7 separate regions of the Mus musculus genome follow, and regions 1, 2, 3, 4, 6 and 7 are each linked to region 5. Evidence: chromatin loops called from intact Hi-C (ENCODE). Cell type or tissue: heart. All regions are shown on one strand. Links, peaks and the distances in the headings refer to the core of each region. The heading gives the core; the rest is flanking DNA. Region 1 holds the start of Slc35b1 (solute carrier family 35, member B1). Region 2 overlaps Gm11520 (predicted gene 11520). Region 3 overlaps Itga3 (integrin alpha 3). Region 4 holds the start of Gm11515 (a long non-coding RNA gene). Region 5 has its middle 6.5 kb from the start of Nxph3. Region 6 holds the start of Dlx3 (distal-less homeobox 3). Region 7 has its middle 13 kb from the start of Slc35b1.

The links. Hi-C counts contacts between places; a loop is a spot of excess contacts. Peaks named below come from ENCODE experiments on the same cell type or tissue, not always from the same donor. Only the 100,000 strongest peaks of a DNase experiment are listed, where the experiment ranks them.
Region 1: a loop joins it to region 5, with 5 times the contacts of the local background. A loop is called at or near these places in 37 of 42 quality-filtered maps.
Region 2: a loop joins it to region 5, with 9 times the contacts of the local background. A loop is called at or near these places in 14 of 42 quality-filtered maps.
Region 3: a loop joins it to region 5, with 2.7 times the contacts of the local background. A loop is called at or near these places in 3 of 42 quality-filtered maps.
Region 4: a loop joins it to region 5, with 8 times the contacts of the local background. A loop is called at or near these places in 29 of 42 quality-filtered maps.
Region 6: it touches region 5 in a loop (7-fold over the local background); 30 of 42 quality-filtered maps call a loop at or near these places.
Region 7: a loop joins it to region 5, with 4 times the contacts of the local background. A loop is called at or near these places in 37 of 42 quality-filtered maps.

What each region holds. Positions count from the first base shown.
Region 1 is chr11:95,382,664-95,387,142 of GRCm38, forward strand. It overlaps Slc35b1 (solute carrier family 35, member B1), which reads left to right and starts at 2,193. Exons shown (of 9, transcript NM_016752.3): 1 at 2,193-2,450; 2 at 3,138-3,241; 3 at 3,823-3,953. The coding sequence starts at 2,347. In heart, for the core only: a CTCF peak has its summit at 1,767; DNase peaks (open chromatin) are centred at 798 and 1,938; H3K4me3 peaks cover 1,863 bases; H3K27ac peaks cover 1,606 bases.
Region 2 is chr11:95,317,676-95,322,154 of GRCm38, forward strand. Gm11520 (predicted gene 11520) reads left to right here. Exons shown (of 3, transcript NR_155298.1): 2 at 1,502-1,777. Among named protein-coding and RNA genes, the nearest start is that of Gm11520, 9.5 kb to the left of the region's middle. In heart, for the core only: a CTCF peak has its summit at 2,060 (motif pointing right); no DNase peak of the experiment used is centred there.
Region 3 is chr11:95,045,191-95,049,669 of GRCm38, forward strand. It overlaps Itga3 (integrin alpha 3), which reads right to left. Exons shown (of 26, transcript NM_013565.3): 24 at 1,731-1,856; 25 at 1,259-1,400; 26 at 1-573. The coding sequence ends at 1,290. Among named protein-coding and RNA genes, the nearest start is that of Pdk2, 6.1 kb to the left of the region's middle. In heart, for the core only: a CTCF peak has its summit at 1,979 (motif pointing right); a DNase peak (open chromatin) is centred at 1,971; H3K27ac peaks cover 1,065 bases; H3K27me3 peaks cover 374 bases.
Region 4 is chr11:95,256,276-95,260,754 of GRCm38, forward strand. It overlaps Gm11515 (a long non-coding RNA gene), which reads right to left and starts at 3,688. Exons shown (of 3, transcript XR_388972.1): 1 at 3,164-3,688. In heart, for the core only: a CTCF peak has its summit at 2,361 (motif pointing right); DNase peaks (open chromatin) are centred at 2,416 and 3,116; H3K4me3 peaks cover 1,705 bases; H3K27ac peaks cover 1,639 bases; H3K27me3 peaks cover 713 bases.
Region 5 is chr11:95,518,781-95,523,259 of GRCm38, forward strand. No RefSeq gene overlaps it. Among named protein-coding and RNA genes, the nearest start is that of Nxph3, 6.5 kb to the left of the region's middle. In heart, for the core only: CTCF peaks have their summits at 2,120 (motif pointing left) and 3,010; DNase peaks (open chromatin) are centred at 2,051 and 3,061; H3K4me3 peaks cover 1,244 bases; H3K27ac peaks cover 1,267 bases; H3K27me3 peaks cover 1,051 bases.
Region 6 is chr11:95,118,763-95,123,241 of GRCm38, forward strand. Dlx3 (distal-less homeobox 3) reads left to right here and starts at 1,355. Exons shown (of 3, transcript NM_010055.4): 1 at 1,355-1,884; 2 at 2,946-3,136. The coding sequence starts at 1,560. In heart, for the core only: no CTCF peak of the experiment used is centred there; no DNase peak of the experiment used is centred there; H3K4me3 peaks cover 2,663 bases; H3K27ac peaks cover 1,358 bases; H3K27me3 peaks cover 3,910 bases.
Region 7 is chr11:95,395,563-95,400,041 of GRCm38, forward strand. No RefSeq gene overlaps it. Among named protein-coding and RNA genes, the nearest start is that of Slc35b1, 13 kb to the left of the region's middle. In heart, for the core only: no CTCF peak of the experiment used is centred there; DNase peaks (open chromatin) are centred at 1,129 and 2,469; H3K27me3 peaks cover 222 bases.

The DNA of each region.
Region 1 (4,479 bases), core at 152-4,151, 140 kb before region 5:
AACTGCTCTTCCGAAGGTCCGCAGTTCAAATCCCAGCAACCACATGGTGGCTCACAACCATCCGAGATCTGACTCCCTCTTCTGGAATGTCTGAAGACAGCTACAGTGTACTTACATATAAATAAATAAAATCTTTTAAAAAAAAAAAAAAAAAAAAAAAAGAAAATATGACAACCGTTGGGGTGAGAGAAGAACCATTCTGTGAGTGAAGGAATATCCAAACAGCTTTTTCTAAAAAGACTGTACCAAGTCAGGGAGTAAGGATTGGCACCCTGACCCACTTCACAGCTGGTGCTTCCTAACCAAAGAACCCCCCTGCTGGTTATCACCATTGATCTCACCTGAGGAGACTCAGCCAGGTGGTGGCGGCGGCAACCGCACACATCTTTAATTCCAGCACTTAGGAGGCAGAGGCAGGTGGAGCTCTTGAGTTCAAGGCCAGCCTGTCTACAGAGAGTTCCAGGACAGCCAGTGAAATCCTGTCTTGGAAAAAAATAAAAAACACATGGGGAAACTCAACCCAGGTCAAGTGAATTGTTTGAGGTCCCAGTTGGAAAATAAAAGGCAGAAGTGGAATCCAGACTCACTGTTTGGTTCCCTGGAAGTGTCTGTCTGCTGATTCACTAGAATAAACCAAAGGCCAAGAAAGTAAACGTATAGTGACTCCCAGAAGGAGACACCAGGAAAGGGACAGACCCTATTTTCTCTTAGTCCTCCTAGCCTTGAAAGATGTCTGGCTTGTCCCCAAAGCCTTAGTGAGTCAGGTCCCCAGTGATGGGTGTGGTGCTGCCTGCCTTTCCTTCCTTTGCCTGAGGACGTGCCAAAGGAGCAAGCCTGCTTAGAGGAAAGCAACCCAAGACCCACAACTGCTTGACAATTGGGACTGTTATTAGGTAGGGGACTTGGTGACCTGGTGTTAAGTCTTGCTTTTGCAATTCTAGCAAAGCAGGTGAAGACCCAACTGTTAAATCAGGGAGAAGTCCATGGATGAGACCAAAAATAGGAAGAGGTGTGGTGTGGTGTGGTGTGGTGTGGTGTGTGTGTGTGTGTGTGTGTGTTGCTTCATTGGAGAGTTGGAAGGTCTTGAAGAAAATTTACTTAAGAAGTTGGAAGGGAGCCAGGCAGTGGTGGCGCACTCCTTTAATCCCAGCACTTGGGAGGCTGAGGCAGGCAGATTTCTGAGTTCGAGGTCAGCCAGGTCTACAGAGTGAGTTCCAGGACAGCCAGGGCTACACAGAGAAACCTGTCTCGAAAAACCAAAAAAAAAAAAAAAAAAAAAAAAACACTCGGAAGGGAGGTAAAGAGAAAAGGATTGTAAATTCAACATTATTCTACATAGCAGATTCGAGGACAGCCTGCGCTACATGTGATTATGTCTTTTGTTGTTTTTTAAAAGGCATTTCAATAAATTGAATTTTTCACCTCGAAGAGGTGAGGAAATACGATTAGAGTTGAGAAAATATGATGACTAATACTCCAAACTTGCACAGCACACTTAACAGTTTATAAAACACTTTGGTAAACCTTAGCTCATTTAATCCTCACACCGTTCAATGAGTGACAGGGTGGTTATTACTAATTACCCCTCGTTTGCAGAGCGAGAAAACTGTAGCTCGGAATTTAAGCAACACGTGATGTGCTGCCTCTAAGTGATAAGAGCCCTGACCTATCACAGAGCCTGCCCGGTGGCTCCCTGCCCAAAGAAGAGGACCTGGACTTCTTAGCCAGGTCTTGAACACAGGGTAGACAGGGTTGGAGTCGCTAACGTTGGGCAGCGGCTAGAGGGCGCTACGGCTCTATGAAGCGTTCTTGGCGTTAGGACCCAGCCGAGGCCTGACAGCCAACTGCAAAAAAAAAAAAAAGCCTTTAATTCTCTTCTGGCCTCACCGCCTCTTTCTCCGCCCATCTGTCTATTTTCGCTCTGCGGAGCCAATTGATAACATCCACATACTTATACGTCATCACTATACGCCGCGTAATCGCCTAGGCCTCCCCACCGAGCTCCAGCTTGTAGATGTCCTCGGCGTTGCCTGATCGGAAAAACCTAAAAGAGGAGACAATAACCTCGATATGGCTGGCTTTCCTGGCCACCAGGAATGGAGCCAAGATCTTAAAGCCTTCCTTCTTTCCTAGAACGCTCCTGCCGGGGCAGGAGGCATTTCCCTCTCGGAAGCTCTGAGCTGGCATATCTGGAGGTAGCTGCTCCGGCCTACGAGCCGGCGGTCGCACGCAGCTCCTATGAGGTCCCTGCCGCCGGCCGGCGATGTCCGCCTGGAGCTTTCGCCTTCGCCGCCGGTACCGCTACCTGCTCTGAACGGATCTTCGGCCGACTCGTCCGTGCGTCTCATGGCCGCTAGTAGATCCCTGGTGCCTGATCGGCTGCGCCTGCCGCTCTGCTTCTTGGGTGTCTTTGTCTGCTATTTCTACTATGGGATCCTGCAGGAGAAGATGTGAGCAGACCCTTGAGGGGGCAGGACTCCTAGCATCCCCCAGCCAGGGCCGGAATTCAGTCTCCACCATCCATTTTACGGTCTAGTCTTCAGGCTTCCTGTGTCTGGTACAGGGTTTTCTCTTCTCCGGCTCGGCCCTCTGACCTTTTTTTGCACCCTGCTATTATACATTGCTAGCTGAGCATCCTTGTAATTCTAAAATTTCAGGGCCGGCCTCTGGAGTTTTAGAACGCGATTTTTTTTTTCCCTTTAGATATTTTTACTTTTGTTGATTCCAAGAGTGCTCCGTGACCTGAGCCAGGTCTTATTTTATTTTATTTTTAGAAAGCCCCGAGGTGTTTGCAGACCGTTAATCTTCTTGCTCTGGGTCTTGCCTTTTTTTTTTTTTTTTCTCCTACGGGGGATACTTTTGTTCAGCTGTCTTGACTTTTTTTTTTTCTCCTACCTGTGTCCTTTACGGATATTTTTTCCTTAGGCTATGGTAGCAGTAGGTTGGCGTCTACTGTTTAGACTTAGTTTTTAGGCTTAAATCAAATCGTCTCCTTTGGGTAAATGAGCTCAGTAATCCTTCCTAACTCTAACTACACCCACAAAAGCATGATACTTCCAAAGCTCTCAGTGGATCTGAACATACTTGATGCCACCGAGTAGCACACACTAATTGCTTTTTTATGTGTTTCGTCTTAGCACAAGAGGGAAGTATGGAGAAGGACCCAAACAGGAGACATTCACCTTTGCCTTAACTTTGGTTTTCATCCAGTGTGTGATCAATGCTATGTTTGCCAAGATCTGTGAGTACCTCATAGTAATTTGTTGGGCTCACTCTCCTTCCTCCCATATTCTGGGCATAGACGTGGATTCATCTTTAAAAATCAAAGTTTTCCCTACCTCCACACCCTTGAGTATTTAAACAGCTTCTCTACAGACTGTAAAACCAATGGCTGTGAAATGAGATTAAAATATTAGGCCTCTAAATTATACCAACTTTTTAGTTGGAGACGACTGGGCCGTCTATATTCCAAATCCCCATTGAAAGCCCTTAGAACATTTTCCCCTTTATCCCTTTGACTTCGCTTTGTGTGTCAGCTTCAAACATGTCTTTGTTCCTGTCAGTAGAGTTAAGCCATCCTTTCTTGAACTCAGTGAATCTCTCCCTCCACTCAGCATGTGGTTGTGTTAGGCTTAAGGGGAACTGGGACGATGAATAATTTTCAGAGATTTCCCAGCTTAAGAGGATAGAAATAGCGGTCTTACTTGACAGGCAAGTTCCTTTCCTATGGCCTCAACTTTTTGCTTAGTGGTCCATCCTTGCCCCACCGGGTTTCTCTTGTATGTTTTGTTTGTTTTTGTTTTATTTTTTGTCTTCTCCCAGTGATCCAGTTTTTTGACACTGCCAGGGTGGATCGCACTCGGACCTGGCTCTATGCTGCCTGTTCTGTCTCCTATGTGGGTGCCATGGTCTCCAGCAACTCAGCCCTGCAGTTTGTCAACTATCCAACTCAGGTGAAACCTCAGGGTGAGATGAGAGTTGGCTCAGAAATTGTGTGGACAGGACTAAGGGGATCTTCCCTCCTCTTCCCCTCAGGTCTGTGACTTAAAGGAAACAATCCTAGAAGGCTAGGGAGTGAGCTCAGTTAGTAGAGCTGGCTTAGCATGCGTGAAGACCTGGGTTCCATCCCCAACACTGCATGAGCGAGGCATGGTGTCACATGCCTGCCTGCAGTCCTTGTACTTGGGAGGTAGAGGCTGGAGGGTCAGAATCAGAGGCTCATGATCATGTTCTGCTGTAGCAGTGTATCCAGTTCAAAGCCAGCCTGGGCTACTTGAAACTATGTTCAAAACAAAACAAACCTTGAAACTATGTTCAAAATATAAATAAATAATAGGAAAAAAGAAAGAAACACTCAAAGCAGAGTATGCTTGAGAAAGAGTTTAGGACCTAGAGTTGGGTACAGGTTGGGTTTGGCCATGATAGGGCTGCCTCCTGAGACCAAGCTGTGGGGTTGAGGGCCAATGTTGTCGCCTCTGA
Region 2 (4,479 bases), core at 213-4,212, 200 kb before region 5:
TTTCTCCCTCCCTCTCTCTCTCTCTTTGTGTGTGTATCATTTTGTAAAATTCTATTCATTTCAAACTTCTCTAATGGACTTTTTTAAAGATTTATTTATTTATTATATGTGAGTACACTGTAGCTGTCTTCAAACACACCAGAAGAGGGTGTCAGATCTCATTACAGATGGTTGTGAGCCACCATGTGGTTGCTGGGATTTGAACTCAGGACCTCCAGAATGGAGTCATTAAGAGCACTGACTCCAGAGTCTTTAATAAATCTCCAAGGATATATTAAAGGCATGCGCCACCACCGCCCAGCTGGACTTTTGATTTTTGAGTTTGAATGAAGAATAGAGATTCCAGGTGGGGTGGCTAAGCCATGTTCATTTACAGAGGCATTGTTAGTAAGAGGATGGACTATTTGCTTCATGATTATTTCTCTAGTACTGTCTGCTCTCTGTTTCTCTGTAGCTTCCCACTCGCACCCCTGGTGAACTGCCGAGTGTACATGATGTAGACGAAGAGTGAAACTGAGCAGAAAGTCTATGTAAAGTGCACGGACGCAGGGAGGCGGTTCTATCTCACCACCGCCACCTCCCCCAACAAGATTGGAGGTTCACCTTAAATGCTTGTAGTCACAGCTGGGACTTATCTCAGTGATGAAGTGTTTGCCTGGCATGTGTGCGTTGCTATCTCCAGGACTGGGGAAAAAAAAAGCTATACCCTTCTTATCCACTGTGAGAACCATGAGATGTTTCTGTTGACAACATTTTCTTGGTAACCTGAAAGAGCCTTTAAAATAAAAAATAGAAGAAGACGCATTAGCTGAGCCCAGTTAACCTCAAGGAGATTGGGAAAAAAAAAAAAAGGCCTTAGCTGGGCAGTGGTGGTGCACACCTTTAATCCCAGCACTCGGGAGGCAGAGGCAGGCGGATTTCTGAGTTTGAGGCAGCCTGGTCTACAGAGTGAGTTCCAGGACAGTCAGGGCTATACAGAGAAACCCTGTCATGAAAAACAAACAAACAAACAAAAGGCCTTTAATCCCAGCACTTGGGAGGCAGAGGCAGGCAGATCTCTGTGACTTGGAGGCTAGCCTGGTTTATGTACAGAGTTTCAAGACAGCCAGGACTACACAGAGAAACCCTGTCTTAGTAAATATCAATTAATTAATTAATCAGAAACAGAAAAAAAGACTTTGCCTTCTTCCATTTTTAGGATATGAATCTTTTTATTTGTGGAAAGCTTTCCCAGAAATGGGGACTAGAAATGGGTCCCCCTGAGTCATTCCATGTGTTTACACAAAGTTCCTCTGTGACTAACTGTTCTTAGATGAGAATCAACTGGCTGACATGAGTTGCAGGTTACCAATAGAAGAAGCACTTTCATTGCTCAGAACCAACTAGCTTATGGCTCAAACCTACAGCTTTAGACCTTTCTGCTTTGTTAAAGCTTTATTGTAAGATGTTGTTTTGTTCCTTTACTTTCTTCCATTTTCTGTATTTTTTTTTAAAATATTAGGTGAGTGTGGTATGAGTCTATGTGAGTATATATCACTTGTTTGTGAGTACATGCAGCATGCAGAGGCCAGAAGAGGACATTAGCTCTCAGCAACTGGAGTCAACATGCATGCTGGGAACAAAGCTGAGATCCTCTAGAAGAACAGCAAGTGCTCAGAGCAGCTAAAGCCATCTCTCCAGCCTGATCTTTCAGCTTTGTACCAACCAACTGGCTGCAGTGCAATCTCAGAAGTATGTATGGTACTGGGGACTGAACCTAGCACCGCACAAATGCCAGGCAAGTACCCCACTACTGAGCAGTACATAGCCTAGGCCCTTTTTTTTTTTTTTTTTTTTTTTTCAGTTTTTGCAACAAGGTCCTACTACTTCTCAGGGCACCCTTGAATTTACTCTATAGCTCAGCAGGCCTTGAACCTGCCCTCCTGCCTCTGCCTGTGAGTAGCTGGGATTACAGTCTTACACCACCAGGTCTACTATGATGCCATTTTTATAACTCTGAAAATTACATGCAGATGAGTGGGCATCTGGTCATTTTATTACCTGCCCAGCCTTGCCAGCAGATGTCACTGCACCAAGCCACATTCTCCAAAGATATGTTTAGGACGAAAGGAAGGGCTTCTGAAAGGCCATGTGGGACCATCATGACCCTCTTTCTGCATGGCTTCCATTAATACCTCTGGAAAATGATTAAGGATACATATATATATATATATCATATATGTATGTATATATGGATACATATTATATATGATACATAATGTATAATACACATGTGTGTATATATACATATGTGTATATATATATATGATATATTAGATATAATTTCCCATCAAAACTGTGGCCTAAACTCATCAGATCAAGTCTCAAGTAGCTGGGCAGAGTCAGAATTCTTACCCAGACATCTTCCCTAGTTTAGGTGGGGAAGCACAGCTGCTACAGGGAGGCAGGGCAGGTGGAGCATTTCAGTGGGGGTGGAAGGGCACATGTGATAGAGTTATCTGAGAACAAGGACTATAGTCTTGGGGCTGTTCCAAACTTCATTTGTAGAGCTGATACCCCAGGCAAAGCACTCCACCCACCCTCCGCCCTGCCCTCTGTCCACAGTGGCAGAGGCTGGCCCAGTAATTTGGGAGCCACACTATGTCAGGACACTGGGAAAGTTCTTGGCCATTCAAACCATCATTATCACTCCTAAAGGGGTATCTTAGTCAGGATTTCTATTCCTGCACAAACAACATGACCAAGAAGCAAGTTGGGGAGGAAAGGGTTTATTCAGCTTACACTTCCATATTACTGTTCATCACCAAGGAAGTCAGGACTGGAACTCAAGCTGGACAGAAAGCAGGAGCTGATGCAGAGGCCATGGAGGGATGTTGGTTGCTGGCTTGCTTCCCCTGGCTTGCTCAGCCTGCTCTCTTATAGAACCAAGACTACCAGCCCAGAGATGGCACCACCCACAAGGGGAGCCCCCTCCTCCCCACCCTCCCACCCCCGCCTTGATCACTAACTGAGAAAATGCCTTACAGCTGGATCTCGTGGAGGCATTTCCCCAAACTGAAGCTCCTTTCTCTGTGATAACTCCAGCCTGTGCCAAGTTGACAAAAAACCAGCCAGTACAATTGACCCCTTGTCAACTTGACACACAAACACATCACTAGTAAGCCTCAACCCTAAGTTCTTATTCATCCCCAAGATCTAAATAACTTTAAAAGTCCCACAGTCTTTACATATTAAAAGTTCAATCACTTTTAGAATATCCAATATCTTTTAAAATTCAAAGTCTCTTAACTGTGGGCTCCACTAAAATACTTTCTTCCTTAAAGAGGGAAAAATATCAGGGTACAGTCACAATCAAAAGCAAAAATCAATCTCTATCCACCCAATGTCTGGGATCCAACTCATGATCTTCTGGGCTCCTCCAAGGGCTTGGGTCACTTTTCCAGCCCTGCCCTTTGTAGCACACACCTTGTCTTCTAGGCTCCAGCTGCCTGTACTCCACTGCTGCTGCTGTTCTTGGTGGTCATCTCATGGTACTGGCATCTCCAAAACGCTGCTGTTTTCCACTGTAACCAGGCTTCACCAATAGCCTCTCATAGGCTCTCTTCATGGTGCCAAACCTCAACTCCTTTGCATGACCCCTTCAGTCCTGGGCCATCAATTGCAACTGAGGCTGCACCTTCACCAATGGCCTTCCATGGCCTCTAACAGTGCCTAGCCTCAGCTGCTCTGTGTGACCCCTTCATGCCTTCAAAACCAGTACCACGTGGGTAACTCTTCCATATTACTAAGCCCAGCCACAGCACAAGGTACAATCTTGGCTGTCTCTGGAACACAGCTTCTGTGCTCTTAGAAAACACTTCCCAGAAGATGTCACCTCAACGATGGTCTCTTAATCACCGCCAATTCCTTAGCTCCAGCTAACCAGCATCAATAGTCCCAGTAATGCAAAGGGTTCACTTTAGTAGTTCTGGTATCTTGTTAATCACAGCTGATTCTTCAGCCCCAGCTAACCAGAACCATAGAATAATCAAGCTCAAAATAGCAACGGCCCTAAAAAGAGTCTTTAATCTTCCCTCTGAAATTTCACAAGCCAGGCCTCCATCTTCTGCACTGTTCTCAACATTATCTCCTAAGTTCCTACACAACATCTGACAGAGCTCTTAACACCGAATGGATCTTCTAGCCCAAAGTTCCAAAGTCCTTCCACAGTCCTCCCCCAAACATGGTCATGTTGTCACAGGAATACCCCACTATGCTGGTACCAATTTGTCTTAGTCAGGGTTTCTATTCCTGCACAAACAACATGACCAAGAAGCAAGTTGGGGAGGAAAGGGTTTATTCAGCTTATACTTCCATACTGCTGTTCATCATCAAAGGAAGTCAGGACTAGAACTCAAGCAGGTCAGGAAGCAGGAGCTGATGCAGAAGCCATGGAGGGATGTTTCTTACTGGTTTGCTTCCCCTGGCTTGCTCAGCCTG
Region 3 (4,479 bases), core at 175-4,174, 470 kb before region 5:
GTAGTTTTATTCTGGACAGTAAACTCCATCCATTGACAATGGCTCAAGGGGGATTCAGTGTGGAGGAGCCGTGTCCCCACATCAGGGACCTTTTCCTCCTGTCTCCCAGTAGAGGCGCTTTGGCTTGGTTTTGGCACAGACAGAGACTTGGATACGGCACCCTCCATGATATATCAGAGCAGGCCATTAGCAGTAGGCCCTGTGTGTGTGTCCACTGTGCAAGGGCTGTGCTGGGCTCAGCATTGCAAGGTCTTGAAGGAGATTCCAGGGCCCCAGAAAACATGCCTGCACTGAAGAGGGATAGATGCCTGAGCCTGCTGGTGCCAGCCAAGGGCGTGGCCCCCTTTGGACTGTCGGAGTCATAATTTATGATAAATAGGAAGGAAGGGAGCGCCGGAAGGTTTGTCGGGGAGGGCATCAGTAGTATCGGTCCCGAATCTGCCAGCTGGTGACCCAGTGCTTCTTGGTGGGTAGCGTGCTCCCTGGAGGTGGGTAGCGGTCCTCCTCCCGGATACGCACTGCATGGTACTTGGGCATAATCCGGTAGTAGCGGGTCGGCTTAAAGAAGTCACACTGGGGTTTAGGCAGAAGAGAAATTGTGTCAGTATCCAGAATTCAAGCAGGAGAAGGTCTGCACCCCCCACCTCCACCGCCCCCACCCCTATGGTCCTTACAGCAGGCCATAACTCCAACATCCCAACTTCAGTATGAAATGGGCAGATGAACATCCCCACCCCAGGCCCAGAGGAAGGAAGGGCTGAGGAAGACACAGAGGAGAGCAGAGGCAGTGGAGACTAAGCGGCTGCAGAGATTGTGGACCAGGAAGATGCGGTGGTCTCAATGGCCAGTACTAGAAGTGGGTAAGACAGTTATCCTAGGGAGATGGTGGGACTCAAGACAAAAGAGATTGGCCTCCCTTGGCCCCCTCCTTGCTTGTGGGAGGAGAGAGGACTTAGAGTAACTGTGGCCATGCCTGGTGATCAGACAGAGACAGGGTCTAGCCTTGACTATTTCTCTTTTCCAGTCCTCCAGAAAGCAGCACGCTCATTGGGAGGATTTCCCAGCATACTCTTGGGATTTTAAGCTCCTGAGAGCCAGGTGGATGTGGGGGCACGGGGGAAAACCAGAATGGCCTGCACTTTGGGGTGGTAGACAAGTTGAGATCCAAGCAGACCCCAAGGCAAGAGGAGCAGACAGGACAGAATCAGAGGCCCCAGGCAGCTGGGGATTTGGAGAGGAGATTCATAGGCCATGTTACCCGGGTGGGCCGGGGCAGGGGGGCTGACCCCTCAGTAGTCGTCGGTCAGCCTTTCTGTCTCTGACGGCTGGCTCTTCATCTCAGCCTTCTGCCTCTTAGCTTCATACAGGGCACGAGTGCGGGCTCGCTTGAAGAAGCCGCACTGGAGGGAGGAGGTGGGGGTGGCCATCAGGGTTGCTGGTAGACCTGGCCATCAGCACTTGGGGAGCTGGGGCTTAGAACTGAGGAACCTGGAAAGCTAAGTCCTGAGCCCAGCTTCCTGGATAGCCAGATACCAGAGCCCCTATTCCCCTTTGCAGCCTGCAGCTCCCTGGGGCATGGGTGGGACTGGAAGCTATGGGGAGGGGCAGGGAGTATCTGGGATGGAGATGAGGAATGGGATGCAGAGCCACGGGATGGAGGGAGGTTGGGTGAGCAGTGCTGGCACTGGCGGGTCTGAAGTGGGAAGCCCCAGTAGGCTGGGAGGTTCTACCTTCCACAAGAGGAGGATGATGAGCCCCAGCAGCAGCAACCCAGCACCCACGGCCACAAGCACCAACCACAGCTCAATCTCAGCCGGCAGCTCCTCCACCAGCTCTGAGTCAATGTCCACAGAGAACTGCAGAGGAGAGACAAGTGCTGGGTTAGCCTGCTGAGACCCCACATTTGGCCATTTTCTCAGTCTCTGCCCAGCCCATGTTCCTGTCATTTGACCTACAGCCACTAGGGGGCAGTCAAAGAGTTAAAAAGCCCCCGCAGTACTCATGGACACCAGCAGGTCTTAGACAAAGATTTGGCCACAGGGGCAGGTTTAGATCTGGTAGGCAGCCTGATGTCTGAGTTTGTGACACACACACACATTTAGACTTGCGTGCCAACTCTGTTCCTGATAAGTTGTGTGACTGTGGGCTAGTATAGTAATTTCATCTCTCTCTAGTTCTTTCATGTGCTCTGTAGAGACTATTTGCAGTTATTTTACAGTATAGCCATGGCCAAAAGCATGCGTTGGGAAGTTGGGCTACTTGAGCTCATGCCCAGCGTTGCTATTCACACTGGCTGAGTGGCCTTGAACGAGTTACTCAACCTCTCTGTTATTGTCTGTAATCTGGGAATGCTAATTTCCTACCTCAAGGGCAATTGGACAGGATTAAATGGTGGTTAGCATGGGGGGACTGCTCCGAGTGGCACCTGTTACATGGCGAGCTCTTCATAGTTATTATAAACACAAACAACGCATAGCAATTGGCATGGTTTTTCCCCTCTGTGGTGGCATGTGTGTGGTCATTATGTTCCCGTATGCATGTGTGTGTATAGGTTAAATAGCCTTCTGATGCTTTGGATCTTAAGTGTTTCAAGTTTGGGATTTTGTTTTATTTGTGGCTCAAAAAGTTCCCGGTTTGGAACGTTTGCAATTCCAGTGTTTGGAGTCAAAGTTCTCTACATGACTATGCTTGATTTTTCACTTCTTTTAACATTATTTTGATTCAAAAAAAAAAAAAAGGTAACGGAGAAAATTAAGGGTCTCCAGTAATTCTGTGCTCTGGAAAAGACTGTTTCCACAATGAACAGTGGTTAGTGTACGCTGATGATCCCAGCAGGAGGAAAGAGGATCAGAAGTTCAAGGCCAGCCTGCATGACAGGCGGCCCCTATCTCCAAAGAACAAACAAACAAGCTGGCGTGGCCTTTGATCCTAGCATTGGGAGGCAGGGGCAGGTGGATCTCCATGAGTTAGAGGCCAGCCTGGTCTACTTAGGGAGTTCCAGGACAGCCTGAGCTACACAGAGTGAGCCTGTCCCATGAATGAATGAATGAGTGAGTGAGTGAGTGAGTGAGTGAATGGATGAATGAATGAATGAATGAATGACAGAAGTGCAGAGTAAATCTCTGTACTGAACTTTTCTATTTTGGGGAGAGGGTCTTGTTATGTTAGCCCAGGCTGGCCTCAAACTTTTAATCCTCTCTCAGCCTCCCACATGTTGAGATTATAGGCATGCATCTGTGTCCCCTCCCAAGCCATCTCCATATTTTTAATACACCTGGTCCACACTGATGGAATCACACTACATGCACACTTCTGCCAGCTTCATCTTCCCCAAGTTTTTTATGAATAACATCATCTTTCTGCCTCAATTGATAAAGGCCAATCTGATCTCTTCTGAGGACCGCACACGCAGTCATTGTAGAAATGGACCACATTTTATTGAGCCAATCTCCTACTGACAGACATTTAGAGCCTTTCCAATTCCCTTCTCTTATTAACAATGCTCTAAAATACCCTCACATTTTTATTTATCTTTGTATACTTGTCCTGTTAGCTCTTGAAATATATGAGCATGTGCCAGATCAAAGGGAATGCGTGCTTTAAATTTTAATGACTATTGACAAATTCACCTCCACAAAGGAGCCACCAATTTAGACTCCCGTCAGCAGTGTTTCCTGCCACTGAGCATCGCCGGATGGCATGTCTCTTTTTAGTATTTTCCAATCAGATGGGCAGACAGCTCTTCTTTGTTGTTTTTATTTCTTTGACTTTTAAGGTTTTTTGTTTAATTTGTTTGTTTGTTTTTGAGACAGGGTCTCAATATTGTGTAGCCTTGGTTGGCCTGGAACTCACAATGATCCTCCTGCCTCAGCATCCAGAGTGCTGAAATTTAAAGGTATACACCAGTATGCCCAGCTAAAGGGTTTTTTAGACAGGGTTTCTTTGTGTAACCACCCTAGCTGGCCTGGACTTTGCTTTGTAGACCAGGCTGGCCTCAAAGTCACAGAGATTCACCTGCCTCTGCCTCCATAGCACTGGGGCTAAAGGTGTGTGCCACCATGCCCAACAGGTTTTACATTTTAAATGTTAGAATTTAATATTAAATTGTGTATATGCATGTGTGTGCTGTGTGGGGATATGTGTATATTAGTGCAGACTCCCCTGGAGGTAAGGAGAGGTTGTCTGATCACCTGGAGGAAGCATTACAGGCTCTAAAATTAATGTATTAGCATCTTGTAAATTGTGATATTATTGATACATAAATCTGATTGGTTAATTAAGAATCTTGATTCTACTGGGGTATTGTGTATTGTGATGTGATGGCTGACCATGGGGTGCGTAGTAGCAAAAGGAACTTGGTGGGGGGGGTCCGGGGTGGGCACCAGAGAGATGACCCTGCGGGAGCCCTGTGGTCCAGCATGGCCAGAGACTTGGCTTCTCAGAGAGTTGACAGGTTCATTTTTAAATATTTCCCGCAAC
Region 4 (4,479 bases), core at 156-4,155, 260 kb before region 5:
TCTGAGGCCAGCCTGGTCTACATGGTGAGTTCCAGGAAGGGCCAACCTGGGCTACAGAGTGAGACTGTCTCAAAGACTGCTCCTCCAAGGGACGATGATTGGATTCCAAGCACTCGATGGTGATTCACAGCCTCTTTAACTCCAGTCCCAGGATATCTGATGTCTGCTCTGGCCACCATGTGCACCAGACATACAAGTGTTGCATAAAGATGTAGACAAAAACACCCATACACGTAAAATAAAATATATTTTTAAAAAGTTTTAAAAGATAAAGATTGAGACGGGCGTGGTGGCGCACACCTTTAATCCCAGCACTCGGGAGGCAGAGGCAGGTGGATTTCTGAGTTCGAGGCCAGCCTGGTCTACAAAAGTGAGTTCCAGGACAGCCAGGGCTATACAGAGAAACCCTGTCTCGAAAACAACAACAACAACAAAAAGATAAAGATTGACATTACGTAGTCCTTGAAGGCTGAGTGGAGACGGGGTATGAAATAACCCTTGGCTGTCTGTATCTTCAGGGTCAGAACGGAGGAACAGGGATCAGGCCCACGTGAAATGGCAGAGCCTAGGTCCCAGCTCCAGTCCTGCTAGGCCCAGGGAACTCAGGACATCTTGATGTCTAGAGTCACCTCTGCTTCGATCCTAAGTGCTTGGACATCAGAAATGGAGTTTTCTCCCAACCCCAAGCTGTCCTCATCTGCCCCAAGCTACCCACACTGGCCTCATGTTCACCACAGACAATAGAAGGATTGGGCAGATCTAGGACTGGGACCAGGGGCATCTCCTCATCTCCAGTTGCCCTCTCTAGTTTGGGTGGCTTAGATGTCCAAGGTCATGGTCAGGGATAGCAGGACAAAGTATGTCCTCTAAGGCTAGCCCAGGTGCCCCTTGAGACCGGCCATCCTGATTCCCCCCTCCTAGGCACTGTTTCCATGCTAGAGCCTTTTGAGAGCAGCAAGCTGTTTTGCAGACGGCGGGAACTGGAGGGAGGCTCTATTCCGCAGACCAGGGGCAACGCATTATCAACATTTTCAATTAGCAGTTCACTCCACCGCAGCACTCAGACCAGGCTCCAGGAAGAGAAGACTGGTTTTAAACAGAGCTTCTCTCCCCTCACTAATGGGGTCAGACCCGAGGGTTTACTGTTTGCAGGCGCTGGGAGAAGTGAGCACTTCAGAAAGGCTCCTCTGTTCCCCTGGAGGCAAGGGGCAGTTCTAGAACCCAGAACTCCTAACATCCCATCTTCACCACCCTTCCTGTGCCCACCCTTTAAGATCCAGGATGCTGAATTTTGTCTAAGGAAGACACTCCATACAGGGAGACCCAGTCTGATGGCAGGCACCTAGCTGCCATATTTTAAGAAGCAACTGAATGGTGAAACATCAGGGAATGCCCCATGACTTTCCTTAATCTGGGCTTTCCCAGGGAATGTAGATGGATGTTGTCGTTTAATTATATTATTAACAGCAATAATTGCTGCCATTTATTATATGCTGACAGCGAGCTAAACAAACGCTGCACAAAAATTCTCGTGTTATCTTCTTACTCCCTACAAGTGTGCTCTCTCTCGAGCGTGCTCTCTCTCTCTCTCTCCCCCCCTCTCTGTCTCTGTCTCTGTCTCTCCTACAGCAAGGGAAGTTTAGTGATGGGGCCATAATTTGAACCTCCACACTCTGCAGACACAGTGGAGACAAAACACCCATACACGTAAAATAAAAGGTTAATAGAACAAAACAAAACAAACGAACGCCAAAACCCAAACAACAGTAACAATAACACCAAATCCTGATTTGCTAGCAGTAGATATGGCAACACTTTCAGGAAATTTAATCTGGACCCTGCCAGAGATATGGGAAACCAGGGCTAGAGGCCAACAGCCTAACAGGCTAAAGATGCCAAGAACATGAGAGATTTGGGTTCAGTAGTGGAAATGTGGGTAAATATCTGTCCACCCCAACTCTGACTGTAAGGACCAGTGAGGATAGAGATGGAGCCTTTTGCCCAGTGTGCCTGCTCTTCTGTAGATGCCCTGCTATGTCAAAGTAGACGTTCAATAAATTCATGGCCAATGAGGGGGAACAGTAAGGTGAGAGAAAGAGGGGGGAAGGGGAGAGGGAGGATGGGGGAAGGAAAGGGGAGAGAATGAATGAATATATATGTCCAAGCTATTGCAATGGAGGGGTCCAAGCACGGGGTTTTTATTTGTTGCTCCAGGTCTGGGCTCTCGGGTGACCTGAGCCACTTTACTCCCCCGCCACTGGAAGGAACCTACTGTTCTTCTATGCAAAGAACAGAACATCATCAGAACCCTGCACCCCGGTCCCAACTCGCGGGCACGCGGCGCTCTGGGAGGGGCGATGAGTCGGTCAAAAGCTTCCACGTGGGGGCGCTGGTAGGACGGAAGCAGGGTCCAGCGGCGTCCCTAGATCAGTCCTTAACATCTGGCCTTCTTCCGCAAGTGTCTCCACGGGGCAGCCAAGACCTCTCACCCGAGCCCCTCCCAGCCCCGTCATCGCTTCCCCCCTCCTCCCCCCATTCCGTTTCCTTGATCTAGGAGGTGAACGAAACAAGAGCCGAATGCAGACCCAGGTTCGAATCCCGACTCTGCCACCCGTGGCGCCTGGCCTCCGGGAGCCGGCCTCTAAAGGGCCCACGACCCCCTCCTCTGGCCGAGTGGGTGCGCGGAAGCGTCGGCTTCCTGCCCGCAGCTCGCCCGCGGCATCTAGTGTTTCCCTTTTCTCCCTCGGCTTTTTCTTTTTTCATCCCTGTCCGCTTGCATCTTTTTCTTCTCGGCTCCGCAATCCTGGCCAAACCGCAGCCTTTAGCAATCCTTCGCGCCCACCCGGCGCCCAGGGAGCCTCTCCGCTGCCGCGACCCGCCCCGCGGCCAGAGCGCCGCCCGGGACCCGGGCCGCCCACGTGCAGTTGTTCCGGAGCTCAATCTGCCCTCCTGAGTCGGTGAGGGTTGCTGCCGGCCTCAGCCGATAGAGGGCGCTGCCCCGGTTCGGCCAGTCGGGGGCACTGCTCGGCTCGACCGCTGGAGGGCGCTGCTCGCCCGATCGTGCCCGACTGCGCTAGTACCGAAGTCCCATCCTGCCGGGGCCCCGCCTACCCCCGGGTCCGACCTCAACCGGAATCTGCCACCCACCCTGCGTTTCCCTTACCCTACGAGGACAGAGCGGTCTGTCCTCCGGTGGCCTTGTCATCCATCTGGCTTCGGCGTCCCAGTCCACCCGCCTCAACATTGCAGCGAAGGGGACTCGCCGGCTAGGGCCTCGCCCGCCCGGGTGGCCGAGGGCACCGGGCGGGGCTGCGATCCCGGTCGTCCGGCCTTCCAGCCTCAGCCTGACCGCAAACCGAGGGCGATGCTGCAAATAGCCGCGGTTTCCAGCTGGTGCCCCGCCTCCCTCTTGGTCTTCCGGACCTTTGGGGTTTTCTCTCTCTTCTTCCCTCCACCCTCTCATCTGCCCAGTGCCTCCCCGCTGTGTCCACACAGTGCGCCCACCACATCCTGACCCATGCACTGTGGTTCCTTCACCGGCGAGGTGGAGAACCTCGAGACCAATGCCGAGGCTCGGGCGTCTGCTGTGCCTGTGAACGATTTACGCAGTCATTCATGAACTGCTTGCACCGTAGCAAGTTTGCAGACAGGGAAACTGAGGCTCAGAAACTCCTCACAGGGGCTGGAGAGATGGCTCAGCAGTTAGGAACACCATCTGCTCTTCCAGAGGTCCTGAGTTCAATTCCCAGGAACCACACGGTGGCTCACAACCATCTGTAATGGGATTCGATGCCCTCTTCTGGTGTGTCTGAAGACAGAGTACCCACATACTTGAGAGAGAGGAGAGAGAGAGAGAGGAAGTCTGGGGGCTTCTCTGGGTTCCTCTCCTTTTCTCAAACTTCCTCAAACACATCTCTTTAAAGTCAGGTGCCATCAAGAAAAATATACACCAGGGTGGGTGTAATTCAAGAGAGTCAGGGCAGAGTGTGGAGGTCCAAATTATGGCCCCATCACTAAACTTCCCTCCTGTAGCGGAGAGAGGAGAGAGGAGGAGAGACTCCTCACAGACTAAAGTTAATCTATCTGTGCCTATGGTGGGAAGGCTACCTCCTATTCCAGAGCCCATGCTGGGATCCTCAGGCTAGCCTATAGCGAGTCTGACCTGCCTGTTTGCACATCTGTAAAAGATGTTCAGCCTGGCCTGAACCAGGGAATCTGCATTTTAGCATGTCCTAGTATTCTGAAACAACCCCTATTGCAGCGCACCACAGGTTTCTGGCGTTGAGGTTAGACACAGTGTCTTCTTCATCTTCCCATCCAGTCCCAATAATAGTAATAATAACAATAGTTAGCCAGACAAGCATGGGGACACTAGCCTAGCACTTGGGAGACAGGTAAATCTCTGAGTTCCAGGCCAGCCTTGTCTACAAAGCAAGTTCCTGGACAGCCATGACTACACAGAGAAACTCTTATCTCAAG
Region 5 (4,479 bases), core at 255-4,254:
CTCAGGGCCACATCTCCATATGCCCCGACTCCTTCTCATAGCATCCCTTGCACACAATAGATACTCTGCGAAAAGAAAAGATGCTTAGTGCCCAAGGCCTGGAACCTCCTGCCCACTCTGCACCCAAATGTCCCTTGCCCAGCATTTGCCTGACACCTCCTCTTGCCTGCTTCTGGAAGGATCCTGTATATGTGTTTCCCTCTTTGCCTCCCCAGACCAGCCAAACAGCACAGTGGGGCCCCTGATTTGCCCTCAGCCAATGGGCGGGAGCTAAGAGTTTCTAGCTGTTTTTGAAAAGCAGGCAGACAGTGGCTGCCCTTAAACTCACTGTCTGGAGTGGTCTGAGGGAGAGGCGAGGCTGGCTCATAATTGTTAGCAATCTCTCCGGGTTAGCCGGCAATTTGCAATTTTAAAGAGTCGGATAGAGATTTATGTATTGGGCATTAGGGAGGCCCAGGGGGAAAACCAAACTTAAATAGGGGGGTGAGTATGGGTCCCTGGGAGATGAGTGGAAAAGTGTGGAGCCATGGGGGAAGGAAAGAGCCTTCTAGGCAGATGAAGCCGTTCGAGGAAAAGTCACAGATAAAAGAGAGCCCAGGAGTGGGGTTCTGAGGGGCCCGGATGAAAGAGTCATTTGTTCCATGAATAGTTATCAAGTGTCTACTTTTATGTCCGGTCCTGGCCGGTGTGCAGTGTGTTTCTGGACCGGCAACTGCGTTCCTCATTTGCATGGAGAATGTGGGGTGGGGTGGGGGTGGGGGAAGATGTGGAAGACAGCAGGGGGAAGGCCCAGACTCTGCGATGCTAGCACACAGCACAAGTTCCAAGAGGAGACGGGTCCTAATTTACCTGGAGCCCAAAGGATGGGAGGGCCTGGGGCTGCCTGAGGGTTGAGGTTGGTCTTCTAGGCAAACGGATGGAGTATTAATCTCCTGAGCCTAGGAAGCCTTAGTAAGAGGAGCTGGAGAAGACACGAGTGTGGCGAAGACAGGGAGAAGGGCTCAAGGGAAGGGGAGATGGGGGTGGGGGGTGGGAGTAGAGGGGTGTGAGGGTTGCTGTGGGTGACTATGGAGTCAGCACCAAGAAGAGCACCCCGGTCTTTGTGAGAGGTAGAGCTGAGAGTTGAGTGAATTGGAGGAGCCAGGCAGTGGTGGTAGGTCAGAGACTTGGGGCTGTGCGGAAGGGGCAATGGGGACAGGAGAGGGTGGCTCTGAAAGGGGTCTAAGAGAAAGGTGTCTAAGTTCAAATTGACCCCCAGCTCTCTGGCTTAGGGAACACAAGTGTGGGACGAGCCTGTGGGTACTTGGGGCCCAGGCATTGTGAAAACAGATGACACTGGAGAGCATCCTGCAGAGGGCAGACCAGTACGTGTGTGAGCCTGGAGGCTCATCTGAGCGAGAGTGGGGATTGCTAACCAAGTGCACAGTGACAGGGCTGGTGCACAGTAGGGCCACAGAATCTGTTTTGTAGGAAGTAATGAAAACAAGAGACCTTTCATTACTCAGTGGTGGACCTTTGACTTAGAATGCTCTGAGGGAGACTGCTAAGGTACCAAGTTCATGTTTTAGGTCCCAGGGTGTGTGTGTGTGTGTGTGTGTGTGTGTGTGTGTGTGTGTGTGTGCGCGTGCATGCGTGCATGTGAATGTGTGTGTGCCTTCGCGTGTGTGTGTTACGTGTTACTTCAAGTGCTTCTAAGCCTTCACCACCCGAAGGGACCTTTTACTGGAAAAAGCATAGTCTATTTGCTCTTGTTAGGTTCCTGGCTCTGAGGCCCACCCCCCACCATCTTAGTAGTTGGTCTTTCCTCTTCCTGGATCACGGCGTCTGGAGGATGTGGAGAGCTTCAGCTTCTCTCTCCCGGTCTTTGTCTGTGTCTGGATGTAGCTGGTTGAAAGTGCTTTGTAAACTGAACAAAAGGAGCGCTGGGGCTCCTTCCGGTTACATTTCAGCGTCTTGGGAGATGAAGAGTGAAAGGAAGAAAATAGGCATCTGGCCAGGCGCCAACACCTGGCACTACCTTCAGTGGCAAACCCCTCAGCCACCTGTCGGCTGGACCCAAGTCACCATGGTTAACGAGAACCTTACAGGGGGCGATGGTGAGACGGAGCGCGGGTGTGGTGCGAGGATACGAGTGGCGTCGGCGCGCCACCTGGTGGGCGGCCCGGGGAAGGCAACGCCCTCTTGCCGCCCGCGACAGCTCAGTGCCTGCCTAGTGCCTCTCATAGACTGAAAAAATGGACGGCCATCATCTTAGGAGGTGAAAGCAGGAGGATCAAAAGTTCAAAATCATGCTCAGGTGCATACCTAGTTCGAGGTCAGCTTAGGTTCCCTGAACTCCTGTGCCCTACATGTCCCCAAAAATGGTATGAATGGGGGTGTAGTGCTTTTGAGCTCCGGAGACCGATCACCTAGTCCCTAGCTTGAATTTGTTCACCATCTTGGGTAGGTTATTTCACCTTTGTGCTCTTCGTGGTGTAATAACTATGTCGGGCAGACGTGCTCAACGATTACTAGCTATTGGAATATTCAGACTTGTTACCCAAGCACAGATTTCCAATTGTCCTGTTGTGCTAAAAGCTCACAGGGAGGCAGTGTTGTCAGTAGTTGGTCACAGGGAAAGACGGTGGATGGACGGAGGCAGGTCGTACATCTCGCAAAACTGCCTCAAGGTCATCATGGTGAAATGGGTCATCTGCGGCGAGGATTATTGCTTCCTCTGTGCACGGAGGCGATGCAGGGTGCCCAGGTTCCGCAAGCTCTCCAGTCTCCAGGGCCGTCGAATTTGCCTCATGGGTATCAGCTACACCGGCCTGAATTCAGGGGCTTAAGATTCTTTGGACCCCTGCTGAACACGATTGTCAAAACGCCAAGTGTCAGCTCCTCGCACAGATCCCATTCTTGTTACCTGCCAGGCCTGTCCAGGAGCTTCAACAATTCCGGGGGCCACTCCCCAGGAGTGCAGAACGCTTGGCTGCACCTTCCATTTCTAGGCCTGTAGCGACGCCTGGCGAGCAAAGGAAGAATAACTGCGCCTGCATATTGGCGCGCTTATGCCAGCAAGCTGAGAAGCCCTTCTGGGTGGGGTCCTGCTGGGCACTCTTGAATGATGGCCATGGGAAGCAGCAGACACTTCCTATTGGATCCTGGGATCACGAGGGCTCCCCAGAGTAGCCTTGACTGGGGCTTCTATTGCTCGGATGACATCTAGGATCATCAGATTCCAAATCCCTTCCAAGACCTGGCAGAGGGAGTTTAGGGGCCCCAGCAAGGGGCAGGGAGGTGGGTGGTAGTCAAAGATACTAGGGCCTCAAAGGGAAGGATTTCCAGGTTTTTTTTGCCCATATATATTGTTTGGGGTCGCCATTGTTCTGTTTCTGGTAATTCCAGCCTGTCCTAGCTTGATGTGATACCACCATGATCAAAAGCAACCTGGGGAGGAAAGGTCTATTTTATTTAACCCTCTGGGTCTCAGTCCATCACCAAGAGATGGATGCAGGAGCTCAAGCAGAGGCCACGGAGGGATGTTGCTTACAGTGACTTGTTCCCCAGACTCACGCTCAGCTTTTGTACCTCTCAGGACCCCCTGCCCAGGGGTGGCTCCACCCAGAGTGAGCGGAGGGCCCTCTTATATCAATCATTATCAAGAAAATGTTCCCCCCCCCCCGACCCCAGACTTGCTTCCAGGCCACCAGTCTGATAGAAATGTTTTCTCAACTTCTTTCCTCTTCTCAGATGACCCCAAGTCTATGTCAAGTTGAAGACACACACATATTTCAGCACACAGCCCGGAGAGATTTGACGACAGTGCTACATAGGACAAAGGTAGATAAGCTTAGGAATGGTCACAGCCTAAAAAGGACTCCAGTCCAGGAGGCTGCTGTAAGCCGAGGACCAGGGGAGAGGCAGCAGGAAGGACACCGTCACTTGGACCTGGCTCTTCTGCCTCTGATAGCCCTGGGTCACCATGGGAGTGTGGCTGCCAACACCCACTTCATGCAAACTTAGCCCCTGCCTGCCAGAGTCCTGCAGCTGGTGGGAAGCTCAGAGTCTCCTCACTCCTGCTAAGCTAGACCCCAGTGAGTACTGACTTCGCAAGACTGGGATGCAAAATCATGCATGTCACAGTTGATGAGTGGGGCCTCCTGTGTTCTGCCTCATGAAAGACTCATATTTCCCCTCATGATGATCGCCATGCCAACTTTGTCCCTGCTCTCTGCCCCTCCTCTCTATCCAATACACTCCAGGGCAGGCTGCGGGACTCCACTGCTATTCCCAGGGTTGGGGTTGGGGTATGATGCCAGGTCTGTCCTCCCATCAACCTTTTTTACCATCCTCACCCCCAAGCAAGAGGAAGTCAGAGTTTGGGAATGCAACCAGTGGGTAGGCCCGTGGAGTTGTCTTTCTACTGTGTGGGGCTTGCCAAGTCAGATTAGGAAACACTGTCTGCAGTTTACGATCTGTCTGACCAAGCCAAGAAGG
Region 6 (4,479 bases), core at 207-4,206, 400 kb before region 5:
GGTGTGTAGGGAAGGCCTGGGGATGGAGGGGGAAATAAGAATTAAAATTGGGAGAAGCCTCCTTCCTCCAAGGATAGGTTTGGGAGCAGAAGTGGAGATGCAATAGAGAAATGAGATTGGCACCCAGAACAGTAAATATTACCCGGGAACTGGACTTTGAGAGCCAGACAAGACTAGGGGGGTTGGAGATTGCTCCAAGGTGAGAAACATCTTCATTGGGGCCTCCATGGACAGAAGAAATTGAGTGAAGTACATGGCTCCTGTCTATTGGAGATAGATGGATCTGAGCATGTATCTATGCACATTTGGGCATACCCAGCTCACAGGTCGGTCATTCAGGACCCTACACTTCCACTGCCTCACACTACATACAGAGACACACTCTCATGCACACAGGTTCTCACGGGCACTCTTGCACACACTGTATTTTGTGTATTTTGCGGAAGATGTAACATAGATCTTTCACCCCTAACAAAGTCTGTGCTCCTAAGAGCTGTCCCAGACTGAGTGGACCCTGCCTCCAGACTTCCTGAAGAACACAGAAAGCCAGCCTCATAGGGACTGACTGCCTCGTGGCTCTTCCATTCATGAAAGGGCACACATATAGCTGGGGGTACCTCTGTCTTCTAAAGCAGCCCCTAAATCCATACAGCCTTGCTCCAGTAGGGACTTGCAGGCCCAAGGTGTTCTTGCTTGGTGAGACTCTTCCTTCAGAATTTAAAATTTTATATTTCACATCTGCAGTGTCATTAAGATAACATATTAAGCCAGGGCCATACGGAGAAACCCTGTCTCGAAAAAAAACAACAAAAAACAAAACAAAACAAAACAAAAATATAATATATTTATATAGTCCAACCTTTTTTTCCAATTTTAAAAGTGATCAAAATATTTTCATGGACCCTGGGTCTTTGCCACTTTCTGTCTGTCATTTGCATAGACCACACATACATCATTAAGGACCACCTCCTTCCACAAACACCCAATGGGTAAATTCCCCTCCTTCCTCATCTCACCTAAGCCCACCCCTGGCCACTAAAACAGACCGATTAGTAGATCCTGGGGGCTCCGCACAGCCAACCCCTCCGCACATTTGGGGGATTTATCGGAGGTAGAGCATAGGAGGAACACAGTGGCGCTGGGGGGAGTGTGTGTGTGTGTGTGTGTGTGTGTGTGTGTGTGTGTGTGTGTATTAGGGGTAACAACAAAGAGGGTTGAGAGGGTTGGGGGAGCCAGTGAGAAAGCGCGAGCGTGTTTTGCCTCGAAGGCAAGACTTGCAGCCAATCAGCGCGCAGGAGCCTCCCTCGGCGACTCCAACATTGAGTCTATAACCGGCTGGCCGGGCGGAGCTGGCAGCATTTGACTGTGGCTTGGGACGCGGAGAGAGGCACGCAGCGACTGACCGACAGCCGGCGATGGTCTAAGCGCCCCTCGGCCACCCCCTCCCCCAGACGCGACCGCGTCCTGCCCTCGCCCTCTGGACACACACCCCCACCTGGGCTCCTCCGCCCGTTCGGCGCTCCTCGGAGGAGGCCCGGGGTGTTGCGGCGCTCGCCAGCATGAGCGGCTCCTTCGATCGCAAGCTCAGCAGCATCCTCACCGACATCTCCAGCTCGCTCAGCTGCCATGCGGGCTCCAAGGACTCGCCCACCCTGCCCGAATCTACAGTCACTGACCTGGGCTATTACAGCGCTCCTCAGCATGACTACTACTCGGGCCAGCCCTACGGCCAGACGGTGAACCCCTACACCTACCACCACCAGTTCAATCTCAATGGGCTCGCAGGCACCGGCGCTTACTCGCCCAAGTCGGAATATACCTACGGGGGATCCTATAGGCAGTACGGAGCGTACCGGGAGCAGCCTTTGCCTGCCCAGGACCCAGGTGAGGATGCCCGGGTTGTGGAGAGGGTGCGAGGGACTCTAAGGTTCCCAAGCAAGAGGAAGTCTGGGAATAGGAGCTGAAATCTAGGGAAACTCGAGGTTAAGAAATGGAAGCGTTGGAGATTAGAGGAGACCGGGTTAGATGACCTCCAGAGGGGTGAACGACACTCCGAAGAGGCGCGCACTGTGCGCCGCGGTCTCTTGGAGATTCCAGGGCAGCTGGAGCCACCGGGAGCTCCTTCTGAGTGATCATGGGGGCCTTCAATGCTGCCATCCCGCTGGCACTTGAGCCGGAGACGAAAGACGGTCGCCGAGAGCTGGAGGGGAGTCAGCGAGGACTGGAGGTTCCAGGGCCCTTCTTTTGGATGCCGTCAGGGGAAACCCGGAGTAGTGAAAGGCTTGTGGAGAAAGACCCAAAGAAGTCCCAGAAATGGAGGAGAGACTGGGAAGTAGAGATGCGGAGAGAGAAGTGGGGACGGCGAGAAAGAAATGTGGGGGGGGCGGTAAGATAAAGCGCACAGCAGAAAGCAACAGAGGAAATGAAGAAAGGGCGGGGAGGAAAGAAAGAAAAAGGAGGAAAGAAGAGGGAAGGAAGAAAAAGAAAACAGAGAGAAAGGGAAAAGAGACAGAGAAAACGCTTGTACTGTCCTTGCAAATTTTTTCCTGAAACAAATGATCCTGAACTAGAAAGCGTATTAAAAGGAGATGGGGAGGAGGGGGGACAAGAAGTGGGAGACGCCACCGCGGCTAGGTGGGTCACCAGAGAAGAGTGGCTGAGCCGGGAAGGCGTCGTGAGCGAGCCGCGCGGTCCTCGCCCAGTCGGTTGCTGGCGCCGGAGTCGGCGCTCCGAGGCCCCGGGTGCCGAGCTGGGAGCGCCGCGTCGTGGGCGGCCGCCGGTCCGGCTGGGTCGCTGCGGTTCCTCCCCGGGCGCGGGCGGCACTACGCTCCTCCAAGAAGTCCCGGGGAGATCAGTGGGCCGGAGGGTGCGGCGTCCGACGGTGGGAAATCTTGGAGAACGCGGTGGTCGCAGGCTGAGACTAAACTGGTGTTTTTCCCCTACAGTGTCGGTGAAAGAGGAGCCGGAAGCCGAGGTTCGCATGGTGAACGGCAAGCCCAAAAAGGTCCGAAAGCCGCGAACGATCTACTCCAGCTATCAGCTGGCTGCCCTGCAGCGCCGTTTCCAGAAAGCCCAGTATCTGGCCTTGCCTGAGCGCGCCGAGCTAGCTGCACAGCTGGGCCTCACACAAACACAGGTTGGTACTGAACGCTCCAGGGTCTCAGGAGGGATCTGGGATTCCCTAGGTACCCCTGAGCCTGGCTGGCCCATGAAGCACCCCTTTGCCCTGCCCCTGCCCGGCAGCTCGCTGCAGGAACTCTTGCCTGCCCTTCCAGTGACTTGAGTCTCAGCTTTCAGAGAAAGGGTTACAGTAGGGAGCATAGAAGGGTGCAGTGTGCATCTTTGTGAACTTTTGCAACTGTGTATGGCGTGTCACAGAGAGATGCCCTCCCCTGTACCCCAGAACTCCCAGCTCCCAAGACCCTTAGCAACGTTTAGGACATAGGAGATCCTGTTGTCTCTCTCCCAGACTAAGTATGTACGTGTGGGGCATGCATGTGACATTCCAGGGAATATTCACATAAGGAATGAGGTCCTTTAAGGGTCATTTTGCAAACAGAAGGCCAGTATCTGTGATGAGACACTAGACAACGCACGCGTGTGTGAACACACACACAAAGTATGCTTGTATAGAAACATCATGATCCTGCTTCCCACCCAAATGCCTTTGCCAGTAGCCAAGTGGATAGGTTCTCCACTAAAAGGATGTAGAAATCAGAAAGTGGGAGTCCATCTCCACCCTCTTACCTGTCCCTAAACCCCAAGCAGCCTTGCTGCTCTTGGGGAGGAATGTCGGGTGCTGAGCTCCCTACAGGTGTTGACAGGCTGGCTTTGGTTGTGGCTGGGCTGTGTGGGGCCTGGTCCATCGGGAATCTGGGTCACCTGGTGAGGCGCTGAATCATTGTTTGTACCAGTCATGGAGTGGAGAGAAGCAGGGGAGGGGGAGATACCCCACGGGAAATTTAGGGACTCTGGAATTGTGGTTCACCTGCCCCTGAGTTCCTAGGTCACCCTTCATACCCAGCCAGAGTCTAGGAGCCCCTCCATGCCTGAGTGTTTATGTCGTGGGTGTTTATCTGGGTGTTATCTGCATGCGTTTATAGCTTTACTGTCTGGCGGCTGTGTGAGGCTGAGTGGGTATGTTGCCGAGGAAAGAGATACCTGTGTGGGTGTGTGTTTATCCCAGTGTATCGGTGAACTTTGGCTAAGGGCCTCTAACGTGGGCAAAATATCACAAACTGCCCGGTTCCCACTTAGGACGCCTTTGATTGAGCGCTTGCTGTATAACAGACCGTTTAAGTTGTCTTGTGTCTTAACTTTCTTGAGCCCAATATTGACCCTTTGAGACAAATGATGGTGTTAGCATGGCCTTCATTTTGCAGTGAGAGGAAGGTGAGGCCAGAGAGGTTAAGTAACCGGCGTAAGGTCGCACTTCAGCAGTGGCAGTAGAATATTCTAAGCCACAGAGTTTTTTCCCAA
Region 7 (4,479 bases), core at 151-4,150, 120 kb before region 5:
TTGGAGACAAGAGGATCAGGAATTCAAGATTATCCTTGGCTCCTCAAAGAGTTCAAGATTAGCCTGGGCTAGCAGAGTTCAAGATTAGCCTGGGCTAGCAGAGTTCAAGATTAGCCTGGGCTACATGAGACTCTCAAAATTTTTACTGAACTCATGAATGACGCTGGGGATGTAGTTTCGCTCAGGAGATTTCTCACCTGAGCGTGCATGAAGTCCATGAGATTGCCAGCATAGAACAAAACCAGACATGGCAGAACATGCCTGTATCCCCAGCATTCTGTAGGAGATGAAGGTAGGAGGACCAGAAATTCAAGGTCATCTTAACTAAACAGCAGGTTTGAGGTCAACCTTGGCTACATGAGATCCTGTCTCACAGGACAAGGACAAAGGGTAGCAGGGACACTGGGGATATAGCTCAGTGGCAGAGCCTCAGGTTCAATCCCCAGTACTGTATAAATAAACATAGTCTCTGATTAGATATTGCAGGGTATCTTACTAGGAGTCTTCATGTGGTGTAATTCCCAGTTTGAGCTAGTACAGTGGCTCACTCCTGGTAATCCTAGCTACTGAGTGGGACAGAGGTAAGAAGATTGCAAGTCCAAGGCCAGCCTAGGCAACTTCCCAAGACCCTGTCTCAGAGCAAACGTTAGAAAAGGCCGGAGTGGAGCTCAGTGACAGAGCACTTACCTAGCTAGCATTGGTGAAGCCCTCAGTTCAAGTCAAAGAGCTGGAAAACCAAAATCCCTTACAATTTAGGGGCCATGTTCCACAGGGCACTCAACCCAGCAGGGACTCAAGGTCAAGTGGGCTGAAAAAAAATTTAAGAAAAGAAAAGAAAACAAGAAAGCGACCTGAGATGAAAGTGTCCATAACTCAGAGCAATCTGGGGGCCTTGAATCACCTCCCCTGGCCTCAGCCCCTCTAGGCGGCCAGCTGGAGGGTAGGCTGTGGGGGCTGCGGGAGCTTTTCAAGAAGGGCTGCAAGGAACCTCCTCTGGTTCTTCCTGAGACCTCCCTCCAATATGTTTGGACTGGCTTCAGTCACAGGGCTCCCTTGTGTCATCCAGAATATTCTGGAGAGAAGCCACTGCCTTGTTTAAGCCATCTGACAGGCATGATCCTCAGGCCTATAGCATGTGCCAAAGTCTGCCACTGGCAGGGAAGGTGGGGAGGGGACCCAGAGGAACTTGAAACCTTGAGTGGTTCTGTTGGTGTGAAGGGCCACCAGGAGCCTCAGAGGCATGAGAAGCTGATAGCAGTTCAGTTGGCTCCTGTCCACAGAGACACAAGCTCTCAAGTGCAGGTCACTGCTTCTGCTGCCCCTGAAGCTCGCCTTTTTCATCCAAAAATGGGCAGACTCCCTGTGATTTCTGGGAAAGGTAAAAAAGGGAAATGCTTCAAGCCATACGCCAACGCAAAGGACATGTGTGCTTCGGCCCACTCTCAGTTTTGATTGCGGCATCTGGACATTCAGAGCTAGCAAAGGTGCCACGTTGTAACTTATGTCTGACTAGATGTCTTGCTTTCTACCTAGAATCCTAGAATTGCCACAATGTGACCACAGGCCTGCAGGCATTCTGTAATTGAAGGCTGGGAACTCGATGTGGGAGATAGAGATAGAGGTAGAGGTAGAGAGAGCGAGAGAGCGAGAGAGCGAGAGCGAGCAAGTTATGGGAAAGGGTCCATGCTCCCTTCAGATTCACTGGGGGCTCCATACACAAGATCCATCATAATCACATAACCTGTTAATTCAAAGGGACTTCCTAGCCAGGCACGGTGCTGCACGCCTTTAATCCCAGCACTCGGGAGGCCGAAGCAGGCAGATCTTTGTGAGTTCGAGGCCAGCCCAGGCTATATAGAGAGAGACTTTGTCTCAAAACACACACACACAGACACAGACACACAGACACAGACAGACACAGACACACACACACACACACAGACACACACAGACACACAGACACACACACACACACACACACACACACACACACACACACACACACACACACAGTGGTTTCCCAAGCAGAGCAGTATAACTAACTAGGCAGCACTGTGTGATATGGTAATTGTTTCCAGAGGCTGTATAGATGGACAATGAGGTTGAGGGCATGGATACCAATCACAGCAGCCCATCCGGTTGGATTCCCACTTTCCTCCTGGACTCTCCATATACTCTCCAGGGCTGCCAGGTTTAATGAATAAAAATACAGGCTGCTTATCTCACGTTGAGTCTCAGATAAACAACACATTTTTGGTATATGTCTCTGTATTCCAATTTAGCTAGCATTCTATATTTTATCTGGCATTGGACATTATCCAAAATGTTCTTATGGGCCCCTCTCCTCCCAAGGAGGCATTCTCATTTTCATTCAAATCTCAGTTCTGTGCTCAAGGTATGTTTTGTTCCGGGCCAGATTTGTTGTTTCCCTGGTGGCCTGGGGAAGTGCAGTACCAGACCTTATCAGCAGGGGGCACCACTCTCCTAGATGAGATTCTTCAGAGGAGTTGCTGGGGGCTTCAGGAAAGGAAAGGTGGGGACATCGAATTGAAGGCTCTATTTGTTGCTTCAGTCCTCCTCCTGGAGCTCACGTCTCACCCCAACACCCTGCCAGAGCTATTTCTGTGGATTAAGAACCTGATCCTGTCACTTGGCTCTGAAATCACTTCCAAGGTTCCAGAGTTACCTTCTCGACGCAGCTTAAAAAGCCCTTCAGGATCCCATTGGTGTCTATTTTGCCTCCGTCAACTCCTGCTACTTCCAGCCTGCTCCATCCCACCCACCTCACACTCCCAGCTCTCCCATTCACCAGGGACTATTTGTAGCTTCCCCTGTATGATATTTACTGTCATGCCTTTGTGCCCAGCGTTCCAATCCCTTTTTCCATTTGGTTCGTTTAGCCACTCTGCTCACTCAGCACACTGCAGTGGTATGTACTGAGACAGACCGTGGAAATGTGCTATGTGGAGCAGAAGGCTGCCTGGAACCCTTCCCCTATGATTCCCACGGGAGGAGGGATGAGACAAGTAAATATATAACAAAATATTTGGACTCCGTTCAAGGGTTGATGGATCTGTCTTCCTCAAACTGTTCCCTCTCAGATTTTCTGATGGCTTTCATGTTAAGGGTCCTGAATCCTGACACACCTGCCCAGTCACTGCGGAGAATACACATGAGATGAAGTAACAGGTTTAAATCAGTTTTGGGGGTGCTGGGGGGTCGGGATGAAATTGTCTGTGACAGACTGAAATGCGGGTACCACCTAGAGGATTCGGTAGCTCTTCACCTCCTCCATTCAATGACGTTTGCCATTTCAAGAGAAGATGGAAGGCAGTGGATGTAGTTCAGTTGATAAGCTGCTTGCCTAACATGGGTGAAGCCCTGGGTTCGAACCCCAGCATTTCCAAACACCAGGCGTGGGGGTACATGCCAGTAATCCCAGCACTTGGAAGATAGAAGAAGACCCTAAATTCGAGCTCATTCTCAGTTATATCGTGAGTTCAAGGTCAGCATGAAACTACATGAGGCCCTACCTTAAAGAAAGGAAAGGAAAGAGAGGGGTGGAGGAGGAGGTGGACAAGGAGAAGAAGAGAATAGAAATGGTCCCTGTTTTCAAGAACTTTCCCAGGTTTTTGTTTGATTCTTTGCTGGCTTAAAGTAGACATGCCTTTTGGTCAGGTATGCCCTAGGCTGCCAGTCGGGCATCACCTTTCCTATAGCAGTTCCATCAGAGCCTACTATCAATGTAGAGCTTCTATGGGTTTTAACTGCAAGACTGACCAGCTCACTGTAAGTGTTCAACAAACGCTTGTGAAAGAGTAAGAAGGAAGGATGCTTATGAAAGAGAAAGGAAGCAAGAAGGGAGGGGGTAAAAAGGCAGGAGACAAGGAGTAACAGTTTGCTGATAGAAGTTCTTACTGCCTTTGCTTTGGGCATGGAACAGATGGGACACAATAGCCTGACACTGAATTTATTGCTGAGTGTGCGTGTGTGCATACACGTGTGAGTTCTCATGTTAGCAGGTGTGACAGCTGGAAAATATGTCTAAGAACCATCAGTTCCATTCTCCAGCGGGCTCTCCGGCTAAGCCCTTCTTATTCTGGGAGGATGGGGGCTGGGGAAGAAGGCAGGGGCTCACGGTGGACGTCCTGGCTTTCCTCCAGGACCTGCAGCCGCCTGCATAGAGATGAGAAAGAGTCTATGTAGGCTTTTGGTACCAACTGATACATCCTCAGGGGAAGGTGTCTGGCAGCTGCTGCCACCCACTGCCTACACACCGGAGTGCCCACTGCATAGCAAGCAGTCGAGCGGGTCAGAGCTTAAAAGCTTCTTCTCCTCACTTGTCCAAAAATGAGATCATCAAAATGATCCCTTCCCCTGCGTTGGGGGAGAAGGGGGCGCGGGGTGGTGGTGAAGATGTAAGATGTATGAGTGATCAAAACTTCCAAGTGACAGAGAAGGCGGGGGTGGCTCACACTC